2 separate regions of the Homo sapiens genome follow, and region 2 is linked to region 1. The links are chromatin loops, found by intact Hi-C in ENCODE. Cell type or tissue: heart right ventricle. All regions are shown on one strand. Links, peaks and the distances in the headings refer to the core of each region. The heading gives the core; the rest is flanking DNA. Region 1 overlaps LOC105377727 (a long non-coding RNA gene). Region 2 has its middle 38 kb from the start of NEURL1B.

Region 1 (5,373 bases), core at 137-5,136:
TAGACAAGCAGAAGACATAGTGCTATCTTCCCCATTCCCTCACGGATTAATTAATTAATTCATTCATTCATTCATTTCTCCATATAGCCAGTCATTAACATTTTAGTGAGAACTAGTCCTTCCCAGGCCTTATGCTGAGAACTACGGACATCAAAATGAGTGGGTCACAGTGTCTGCACCCAAAGAGCTTACAGTCTAGCAAGAGAGAAAGACCCACAAACTGAGGTAGACAACTGAATGCTGGGATTGAAGATGAACATAGAGCCTAGAGCCCAGAGGAGGTGACATTGCAGGGCAGGGGAGTCTCGGAACATGTATGGGCATTTTCCACGTGTGGAGTGGGGCTGAAAGGGACAGCACGTGGTAAGGACCAAGGGGAAGAAAGCACAGTGGGTTTGGATAACAGCTAGGGCTTGGAGTGATTGATGGGGTGCACATGCAGAGGGAAGAGGTTATGGATGGAGAGATGGTTTGGGAAGAGTCAGACCATGAGGCATTGTGACAGAGACTGGACACCATCTTGTAAGCCACAGAATTAAGCAGGGCAGCGGAGTAGTCAGGCCGATCTGGACTTTGAAGCGACCACCCTGGGGGACCTGGGAGGAAGGGTGGGGACTGGAGAAAGAGGCCCTTTGTTCATCCTAGGGCACTCTCCAGTGCCTTGGGGTCTTCCAGGGTCTTGTTTGTGCCACTCCCCCCAACTTATTTTGTGTGTGTGTGTGTGTGTGTGAGACAGAGTCTTGCACTGTCGGCCAGGCTGGAGTGCAGTGGCGTGATCTTGGCTCACTGCAACCTCTGCTTCCCGGGTTCAAGCGATTCTCCTGCCTCAGCCTCTTGAATAACTGGAATTACAGGTGCCCACCATCACACCCAGCTAATTTTTTTGTATTTTTAGTAGAGACGGGGTATCTCCATGTTGGCCAGGATGGTCTTGAACTCCTGACCTCATGATTCGCCCGCCTCGACCTCCTAAAGTGCTGGGATTACAGGCATGAGCCATCGTGCCCGGCCACTCCCCTACTTTTGTGTTGAAAAATTTTGAGATAATTGCAGATTCACAGTCATAAGAAATGACTCAGAGAGACTGCTTGTGCTTTGTGCCTATTTCGCCCCAATGGTCACATTTTGTAAAATGATTCCTTTGCCGCTTTTGAGGAGGAGGTGGTGGGGGGGGGTGGGCACCAGTATGTTGAAGGAGAAATGCCCAGAGAGCTCTGGTGAGAGTTGCCTCCTTCCCCATCACCCTCCCTCTCTCTGTGAGCCAAGACTGTTTCATAGGTGTATCATGGAACAAGTTTGGGAAGCCTGGTATACGCAACTCACAAGTTCATCCTATCAACCCCCTACCAATCCCTTTGCCATCTTCTCACAGGAGCCCAGGCCACTTCCCTAGGGCACCACCCTTGACATGGCCCCATCCAACACACAGTGGATGTAGCTGAGAAGATCAACTGACCAACAGAGGTCAAGTTCCCCTTACACCATCTGTCTGGTTGTGGCGCTGGCTGGTAGGTGCCTGTTCAGCCGAGAACTACATTTCCCAGTACTCCTTGCTTCCCACATGACTAGTTTTCAGCAATGCAGTGTGAGCAGAGGGATCCAGGTGCTGTCAGGATGAGGGGTTAAGTAGTGGCTATGCCATCTTCTCTTTCTTCTCCCAGTTGGCTGTTTGGATGACACCAGGACAACCTTGGGGCCACAGGATGGTAGAGGATCCTCAAGATAGAAGCGGCCTGTGTCTCAGGGCAACCGTTGGAGGAAAACCACCCATGAGAGCCACAAGCCAGGAACACAGCATTAGACTTTGTATGAGGGAGAAATAAACATACGTAAAGGCTTCAAATATACAAAAGAAGCAGAGAGCACACTATAATAACTCATCCTAGCCATCTATCATTCCGTTTCCAGAAATTATCAACATTTTTCCAAGTCTTCTTTAATACACCACTCAACTACCCCCACCACCCCCCGCACTCTTTTTTCTGTTTTGTTTTGTTTTTTGACAGAGTCTCTTTCTGTCACCAGGCTGGAGTGCAGTGGTGCCATCTCGGCTCACTGCAACCTCCGCCTCCCGGGTTCAAGCGATTCTCCTGTCTCAGCCTCCCGAGTAGCTGGGATTACAGGCACGCACCACCACGCCCAGCTAATTTTTGTAGTTTTAGTAGAGACAGGGTTTCACCATGTTGGCCAGGATGGTCTCGATCTCTTGACCTTATGATCCTCCCACCTTGGCCTCCCAAAGTGCTGGGATTACAGGCGTGAGCCACCGCGCCTGGCCTCTGACCCCATTTTAAATTGTTTGCTGGAGTATTGTAAAGTAATTACCAGACATCATGCACAAGGGCAAACAAAATCAAAAGGTAAACACCCTTTATCATGCTAAGCCACCGAGATGAGGGGCCGTTCACCACAGCAGTTAGACAGCCCTGACTGATGTGGTGGACTCTCTGTACCCAGCTGTGGAATTGGACATAACGGGCCTGTTCTCCTGGGCTGTGCAGTGTGCAAAGGAATGCGTCTGGGCCCAAAGCAGCAAGGCTGCCGAGCCTTCCAGCCCTCTGAGAAGGAGTTCTCTTTGTTCTTCTGGCCCAGCTGCACCCAGCCCCTACCGCCCACTTCTTCCTCCTTCCAGGCTGGGGCTGCCCAGAGGAGAAGCAGACGCAAGGTGGGATGAGAAACAGAGTGTTTTGCAGACCAAGTCTGGCTTGGGCTGGGCTGGGTGTGGCGGGGTGAGGCCGTGCTAGAACACAGAGAGCAGGCAGAAGGCATGGATATTGGAAAGTCAGGGCCTAGAGCAGGGGCTGGAGCCAGGGGAGCAAAACCTTTTTTTGCCTTTTGGCTTGGCTTGTGTTCATGACCCTGAAGCTCAGAAGCTGGATGGAGCTTTGTGGTCAGAACCTCCAGAAAGCTTGAGTCCATTGAAGAAGTCATTACTGAGCACGAGTAGGGCAGCTCTGTGCTGTGGGCTGAATGCTGGCTTAGCTACTCTTCCCAGCCTTGTGACCTCAGATAGGCCCCCTCAACCCTCTGAGCCACAGGCTCCCTGTATTGAAAGTGAGGATGAGAATATCAATTTTACCTGGTCCTGGGGAAATTAGACTTGATGTACAGAGAAAGCCTGACACGCAGTAGGTTCTCAATGACTCATAGCCATTGCTATTGATCTCTGTTAACAACATGACACAAGTATAGGAGTGCAAATTTGCATCCATCCACAGAATGGACCAGGGCCCCAGGATGCTGGGCCTCACCCTCTTGGGAGCTGTTTTCAGAGGAGGAGAAACAGAAAATGCAGGGAGCCAAAGGGCTTGCCCTGGGAGCGGCCAGGTCTAGTTTTGTATGTCAGAGGAGCAAGGGTGGGTGGAATCCTGCAGTTCAGGGACTCTTTCCTGGAAGGGGCTGGATTGGCAACAAAAGACTCCCTCCCTTGGAAAGTAGCCTCACAGCTGTCAGGAAAAAACAGCTGTGTGGCTTCCTTTCAAAGAAGTGAGACCTCAGTCCTATGGGGAAACAGAGCAAGACATGATGGAAAACAGGAACTCCCAGGCCGGTTCTCTAGCAGGGGATGGATGTGGTTCAAAGCCCAGCTCTGCTGCTTGCTGGCTGTGTGACCTTGGGCAAGTTACTTCACCTCTCTGAGCCTTAGTAACATCATGTTTTAAATGGGATAATGATGCTCATCTCACAAGGCTATTGGGAGAAGAGGAAAAGATATTAAATCGAAAATGCCTTGCTCAGTGCCTGGTACCCTGGAAGCACTTAATAAATCATCATTGTAAATCACTCACCCCTAGGGCTTAAAATGAACCCGTTTCTTCTCTTAAGAGACTTTAAATATGGGCGACTCCATCGTCTCTTGTTTACCCTGCATCGACTCCCTAGATGGGCTTGTCCTCTTCCACAGCATTAAACACTGTTCCATGACATCGGCTCTGGAGTCGGCATTTGAAACCAGACACCCTTGCCATTGCTGGTCACAGATTCTTGATATTACCCTAAATGGCACCCCCACCCCCAGCCCTTCCCATTTTGGGAAAGGACCTCCATTCAGCTGTAAGATCTTTTTTGTGTGTGTGTGAGTACATAGTAGATATATATATGTTGATGGGGTACAGGAGATGTTTTGATACAGGCATGCGATGTGAAATAACCACGTCATGGGGAATGGGGTATCCATCCCCTCAAGCATTTATCCTTTGAGTTACAATTCAATTACACTCTAACTTATTCTAAAATGTACAATTAAGTTACTACGGCTATAGTCACTCTATTGTGCTATCAAATAGTAGGTCTTATTCACCCTTTCTATTTTTGTTGCACCCGGTTAAAAGATCTTGATTATTGTCTTTCCCCCAAGCCCCCAAGTCCAACCCACCAGGAGGTCCTGATGGCTCCATCATCAGCATGTATCTCCCATCTCACCCATCCCCACCTCCACTGCCGCCGCAACGGTCCACCCCCACCCCCAATGCTCCTGGCTCTCTGCTGCTCAGACCCCTCCCCACGCTCCCTGCTCTCACTCTCGCCCCTTCTACAGTCAGCTCTCCACACAGAAGCCTCACCTTTTTCTTTTAATTTTTAACAGAAATCCTAGACTTACAGAAAAATGGCAATAGTACAAAGCCTTCCCACACAGCCTTCCCTCTACTCCCTGCATTTGCTTGTCTCTTTCTATCTACAGATGTATTTTTTCTAGAACATTAGAGTCAGTTGCAAACATGATGCCCCTTTACCCCTAAATACTCTAGTGGGACATTTCGACACACAAAGACACTCACATGACTGCAGCACGGTGATCAAAAGCAGCGCTTGTGACACGGTCTAGGTAGCAGACCTGCAGCCCTGTTCACTGCTGCCTGTCTCCCAGAAGGAGCGTCTGGCTCACACATCACCTTCTGTCCTCCTGCCTCTTCAGTCTCCTTTACCTGGGAGCAGTACCTTCATCTGTCTTCACCTGTCACAACCTTGGCATTTTGAATACAGTCCAATGATTTTACAGCACTTCCCTCCATCTCGGCTTGTCTAATATTTCCTCACACGGTGAGCTTTTAAAAGGTATGGGGGTCAGGCACGGCAGCTCACGCCTGTAATCCCAGGACTTTGGGAAGCCGAGGCAGGTGGATCACTTGAGGTCAGCAGTTCGACACCAGCTTGGCTAACATGGTGAAACCCTGTCTCTACTAAAAATAGAAAAAATTACCAGGCATGGTGGCACGTGCGTGTAATCCCAGCGACTCAGGAGGCTGAGGCAGGAGAATCGCTTGAGCTCAGGAGGTGGAGGTTGCAGTGAATCGAGATCGTGCCACTGCACTCTAGCCTGGGTGACAGAGCGAGACTTCATCCAAAAAAAAAAAAAGTAAAATAAATAAATAA
Region 2 (5,373 bases), core at 178-5,177, 99 kb after region 1:
TTAAAAACCAGGTAATTGAAGGGTAGGTAGAGTATGATTCTAAATATGTAAGGAAAACCACATACATGCAAATGATTGGGTAGGCATTAAATCTCTCTGGAAAGATGTCATCAACAAACTGTCAGCTGGGGATGCTCAAGGAGGGGCATTGAGTGGGAGGCACAGAGGGCCCCCTTTTCACTGTGAAGTACAGTATGTCAAATTTTCACCATGTGTCTTGTTTTTCTAATGGAAATATGCCCTGCATCTGGTCCTTGCTTGGGCTGGCCCAGCCCTCCTTGAGAAGCAGGCCTTGCTCCATGGGGGCTGATGTGTCTGCCTGAGCTCATGGGAGTGGTTCTGTCCAAGAGGGCAGGTCAAAAAGTCCTCCTTCCCAGGCCTGAAATAGATTCCTGTTCAAAACCTAGCAAAGCAACTATTTTTGGCTGCCTGGCCTACCAGAGGCGGGTCCGAGAGCCTGCTAGGGCACCATGCCCAGGCTCCCAGGATGGTCGCCCTAGGGACCATAATCAGTCCACCTCCCTGCCCAGGCTCTAAGCAGGCATTGTACCCTGCACCCATCGGATGAGATTTCAGGGGGCTCCTCTTTTAAGCCCAGTAGCAGGACTGGTCTGTACCCCAAGGGAACAATTCTGGAGCCAGTACATACTAGGTGCTGAGTACTGTGTTAGAGGTGCCAATTATGTTGTGTCTCTCCTAGTTGCCCAGTCAAGGAGGGGCTGTCATCATCATTTTACAGGTGGGGAAACAGGCTCCAAGATCCCACCCCTGGAGATGGGTCTCAAACTCAGGTCGGCTGCTTGACCCTACTACACCACTTGTATCATTCGAGAACCAAGTGACAAAAACCCTAACTAAAGCTGATGAAGATAATAGAGGAGATTCATTGATTTATTGATTCACATAGCTGAGAAGTCAAGAATGGGTGGGCTTCGGGTGAGGCTCGATCAGGACTCCAGCTCCATTTTTCAGTGGTTTTCTCAGCTCTACCCTCCTTTGTGTCTGTGAATTTCATCCTTTTTATTTTTATTTTATTTATTTATTTATTTATTTATTTATTTTTGAGATGGAGTCTTGCTCTGTTGCCCAGGCTGGAGTGCAGTGGCACGATCTCAGCTCACTGCAACCTCTGCCTCCCAGGTTCAAGCAGTTCTCCCTGCCTCAGCTGGGATTATAGGCACCCACCACCACACCCGGCTAATTTTTGTATTTTTTAGTAGAGACATGGTTTTGCCATGTTGGCCAGGCTGGTCTCAAACTCCTGACCTCAGGTGACCCGCCCGCCTCGGTCTCCCAGAGTGCTAGGATTACAGATGTGAGCCACCGCGCCTGGCCGAGCTTCATCCTTAAGATGATTTCTCTTAAAGTAGCCAGATGGCTTCTAACATGTCAGGGGGATCCTCATGCATCCTCAGCATATCCAGAGAGACAGCAAGAGTGTCCTGCCCCAGCATCCTGACCATCCTGCCAAGACTCTGAGATTCACTGTGATTGAATGGGTTTAGGCCACTCCTGCCCTTGAACAAAGTCCTGTAGCCAGGGCACAGGCCTGAAGGCAATAGGATCCAGCCCAGAGCTGGGTGGAAGCTCAGCCTTCCATGGAATATAGGGAATTTGGGGGAGCAGATGGGTTGCTGAATAAAAACTAGGAAGGGGAGAAAGTGCAGGTATGTTGTGCAGGCAGTCATTCAGACCCCCAACCTCCTCTTCTTAGTGAACTACATTAAGACATCATTCTGGGAATATTGCACTGAATACAATTATTTCCCAGTTTCTCATGTGTAAAATGGACGTGCAATTGGACCAGGCCTTTAAATCTAGGATGATTATTCATTTTTAATCAGTCACACTTTGGCTTGGGACACCATAAGAGTAGCTGGATTGGTTGATACCATCAGAATGCTTGCCTTTGTTCCCCAGACCCTAGCCTGACCCCACTGTGACCCCCTCCAGTCCCTGCTTGAGCTCCTCCTGTTACAACTTTGCCCCCATAAGAAGCAATCCAAGCCCTCTGTCCAGGCATCGTGATCTTTGGAGCTCTGCCTCCTGCCTGCTGTCCCAGCTACTGTCGCCAAAAAAGGAAGAATGGGTCCAGCCTGGACCTTGGGCTCATCTCAGGTCCCCAGTGGAGTCAGCATCCCCAAAACCACAGAGATCCCTCAACAGAAACAGGAACTGTCGGGAGAGGGACCCAGGACATGGTCACTTAAGGCCAAGTGTCAAATACCCACTCTACCCTATCCCAAGGCCCCCTGGTTGTGTTCCCTCGGGCAAGTCCCTTCACTCTCTGAGCCTCCATTTCTCCGTCTGTGAAATGGGAGCATTGATAACTGTCGCCCCGTGGGATAGCAGCAGGAGGTCTGTGTTCAGCAGACATCTTCCCCTCCTTGTCCTGCCAGAGTGGCGGGGCTGACGTGGCAACGGTTGCCTCACCCTCCTGTACTTCCCTCCCCTCCTCCCTTCTCCCTCTAGGCTTCCTTAGACGCCCCTCATCCTGGTGACCCCTTGCATGTGCCCAGTGTCCCTCCAGGCCCCCTCGGCCCACATGGAGGGCACTTTCCCAGCCCAGGCGACTCCGGGACAAATGGATTTTGGAAAGAGCCTAGCCCTGCCTCCTGCCAGTGCCTTGGAGAAGACAAAGAAACAGGGGTCAGGGAGGGGACAGGGAGGGGGCAGGCAAGCCCTGTCCCAGCAGCCTTGGGGCCCCTGGCCGGGCAGGGTTTCCGTGAGCGGTTCTCCATTGCTCCCAAAAATAACCAAGTGTGTATCTCGTCGGCCTCACGCCGCAGATGTTTAGGATAAACCTTCGTAAATCTCTGTTAGAAAAATGCTGAAAATCAGAGGAACGTGGCAATGGCCACAGACTCACAATTTCTCTCTCTCATCTCTGTTTCTAACTCCATCTCTCTTCTCTCTCCATCTCTGTCTCTCTGTGTTCTTTCTCTCTTGTTCTCTGAGTGTCGCCTTCTCTGTCTGTCTCACTATCCCTTTCATTTCTTCCTTTCCTCAGCTCTTTCCCCCGTTATTAAGCCATGAGAGAGGCCTCAGCCTACCAGACGCCCACGGAGCACATATTTTAATGCGCCTTCACAGTCTTCCAGAAAAACAGATGCAACATCTACGACATTCTTCCTGCTCGCTGCAACAGCAATTAAAGAGAGGATTGGGTGAGGGGGGAGGCCTGGGGAGAGGATGCGGGGAGAGGAGAAAAGAAAAGCTCCTTGTCGGGGCTGCTTCTCAACAAAGGGAGTCGACGGTGCACGGGGCTGCTTGTGTGACCGTCTAGCACTATGACATCTTTCTCCCGGAACGTCAGCTTGGGGAGGGTGGCTGGGCTGATGGTGGCTCGGTCAGCAAAGCCTGGCATTGGAGAGGCAGTCAGGGTAACCAGGGCCCAGGCTGGGGCTTTCTTTGCCAACATGATGTTGGGAGAGAGCACAGGATTCTGAGCCCTGCGTTCGGAGCCAGGCTACTTGGGCCTATTGGAACCCAGGCAGCTTCAACCCATTCACTCCCTCACTCATTTGTTCATTCGACAAGCATGTGCAAAATCTACAGCTGTGTGGCAGGACCACGGGGTAAATCATTACAGCACAATACGAGGGCGAGTGTGAACAAGGGTCACCTGGTGGTCCCAGTGGCCCTTCCAGGGGAGATGGCTCAAGTCTGAAGGGTGAGAAAGGCTTAGGTGAACGGGGTGGGATGGGCAGGAGTCTCCATGAGGAACTGAACTCCCACAGAGAGCACTGCAATTTACAAATGAGAAAACCAAGGATGCCCAAGAAGCTGAGAACCCAATGAGTTTGCACAGGATGGCAGAAGACCTTCAAGAAGGTATGGAAGGTTGTCCAGACCCCAGCATCATCCGTGCTGCCATCAACCAGAGCTCAGCCTCAGACGCCAACAGGGGAAGACAGAGGCCATAAGTAAGTGAGGCTCACCAGCCAGGGACCAGCACAGAACTCAAGGATGTATGCCCGTCAATGAGGGTACCAAAGATTGCCATGTGTGACTGATTGCCCAAGTTTTCATGAGAAGATCAGATATGCAGACTTTTTTAAAAAAAGGTGAAATATTATTTTCAAATGATGGTGACTTAGTTACTCTTTAAAATATTGATGGGCCAAGCTAAATCCATCGGCAGGGCATGTGGGGTCCTCGGCTGCTGTTTGTTAACCTTTGGTTCATTCTGAAGTACCACGTGACAGCAGGCTCCACCTAAGCCCAGCATTTAGTAAGAGGCAGGCCTGATCTTCGTGGTCCCTCCAGAAGCCTTGTTTCCAGAGGGCATGTCAGTACCCACTTGAGCAAACTCAGGCCCCAGCACCCTGGCAAAGTCGATAGGCCTTGCCTTCTGCTTTCAGCCTTGGGCTTGAATCCTAACCCTGATGCTAAATAGTTGTGAAATCCTGAGCAAGTCCCGTATTTCTTTATCCTTCACCTGATTCCAAAGAGTGTTTAAGGTTCTTCTATGAACACATTAGCAATGCAAAATGTGGCCAGGTGCAGTCACTCAGGCCTGTAATCCCAGCACTTTGGCAGGTGGATTGCTTGAGCTCAGGAGTTCGAGATCATCCTGGGCAACATGGCGAGAACTCATCTCTACAAAAAATGCAAAAATACCAAAAAAAAATTATCCAGGCATGATGGTGCACACCTGTAGACCCAGCTACTAGGGAGGCTGAGGTGGGAGAATCACTTGAGCCTGGGAAGTCGAAGCTGCAGTGAGCTGTGATTGAGCCACTGCACTCCAGCCTGGGTGACAGAGAGTGAGACCCTGTCTCAAAAAAGGAAAAAAAAAAGGGAAAATGTTATATAGATAAATAGAATCAAGCAGGAGGTCAGAATCTTTGGAAAATAAGAGACACCAAGTAATGGAAACAAAGGTAAAGTTTGTCTACAGAGCACAGGTTCTAATGACCCTGTACCACGACTAGAGTTGGACCTAAAACATTACCTTGGGATTCCCAGCAGCCAAAGCAAAGAAGGAATCATGTTTTTGTGATTTATTGTCCTTGAAAATAAAAACATACCAGTTGATCAGAGAAGCAGTTTTCCTGGTATTGGGCTTGAGATAAAATTACTTAATGGCTCTCCCTAAAAAGACATTTGTGTGATATAATAAATAATAATTCTATGTGCTAGTAAAAAAATTTCAATTTCCTATAGCTATTTCTTTAATGTCCTTCTATACAGGCTGATGATGTAATATCAAAACAGATCAAGTAACAATGGAGTGAGACTGAAGAATGCAGTTCTCCATTGCTTTAGTGGACAAGTTACTTCATGCCTCTGAATTGTATTTTTTTTCTTTATAAAATAGACCAAATATAATGCCTATATCTTAGGATTGCTGAGAAGCTCAAGTGGAAT

The links. A loop is a pair of places that touch in the nucleus more often than their neighbours do. Peaks named below come from ENCODE experiments on the same cell type or tissue, not always from the same donor. Only the 100,000 strongest peaks of a DNase experiment are listed, where the experiment ranks them.
Region 2: it touches region 1 in a loop (2.9-fold over the local background); 4 of 110 quality-filtered maps call a loop at or near these places.

What each region holds. Positions count from the first base shown.
Region 1 is chr5:172,501,596-172,506,968 of GRCh38, forward strand. All of the region lies in intron 1 of LOC105377727 (a long non-coding RNA gene), which reads left to right. It also overlaps LOC107984004. Among named protein-coding and RNA genes, the nearest start is that of SH3PXD2B, 50 kb to the left of the region's middle. In heart right ventricle, for the core only: no CTCF peak of the experiment used is centred there; DNase peaks (open chromatin) are centred at 1,596, 2,646 and 3,406; H3K27ac peaks cover 4,177 bases.
Region 2 is chr5:172,600,424-172,605,796 of GRCh38, forward strand. No RefSeq gene overlaps it. Among named protein-coding and RNA genes, the nearest start is that of NEURL1B, 38 kb to the right of the region's middle. RefSeq lists an enhancer at 2,084-2,662. In heart right ventricle, for the core only: no CTCF peak of the experiment used is centred there; a DNase peak (open chromatin) is centred at 3,253; H3K27ac peaks cover 5,000 bases.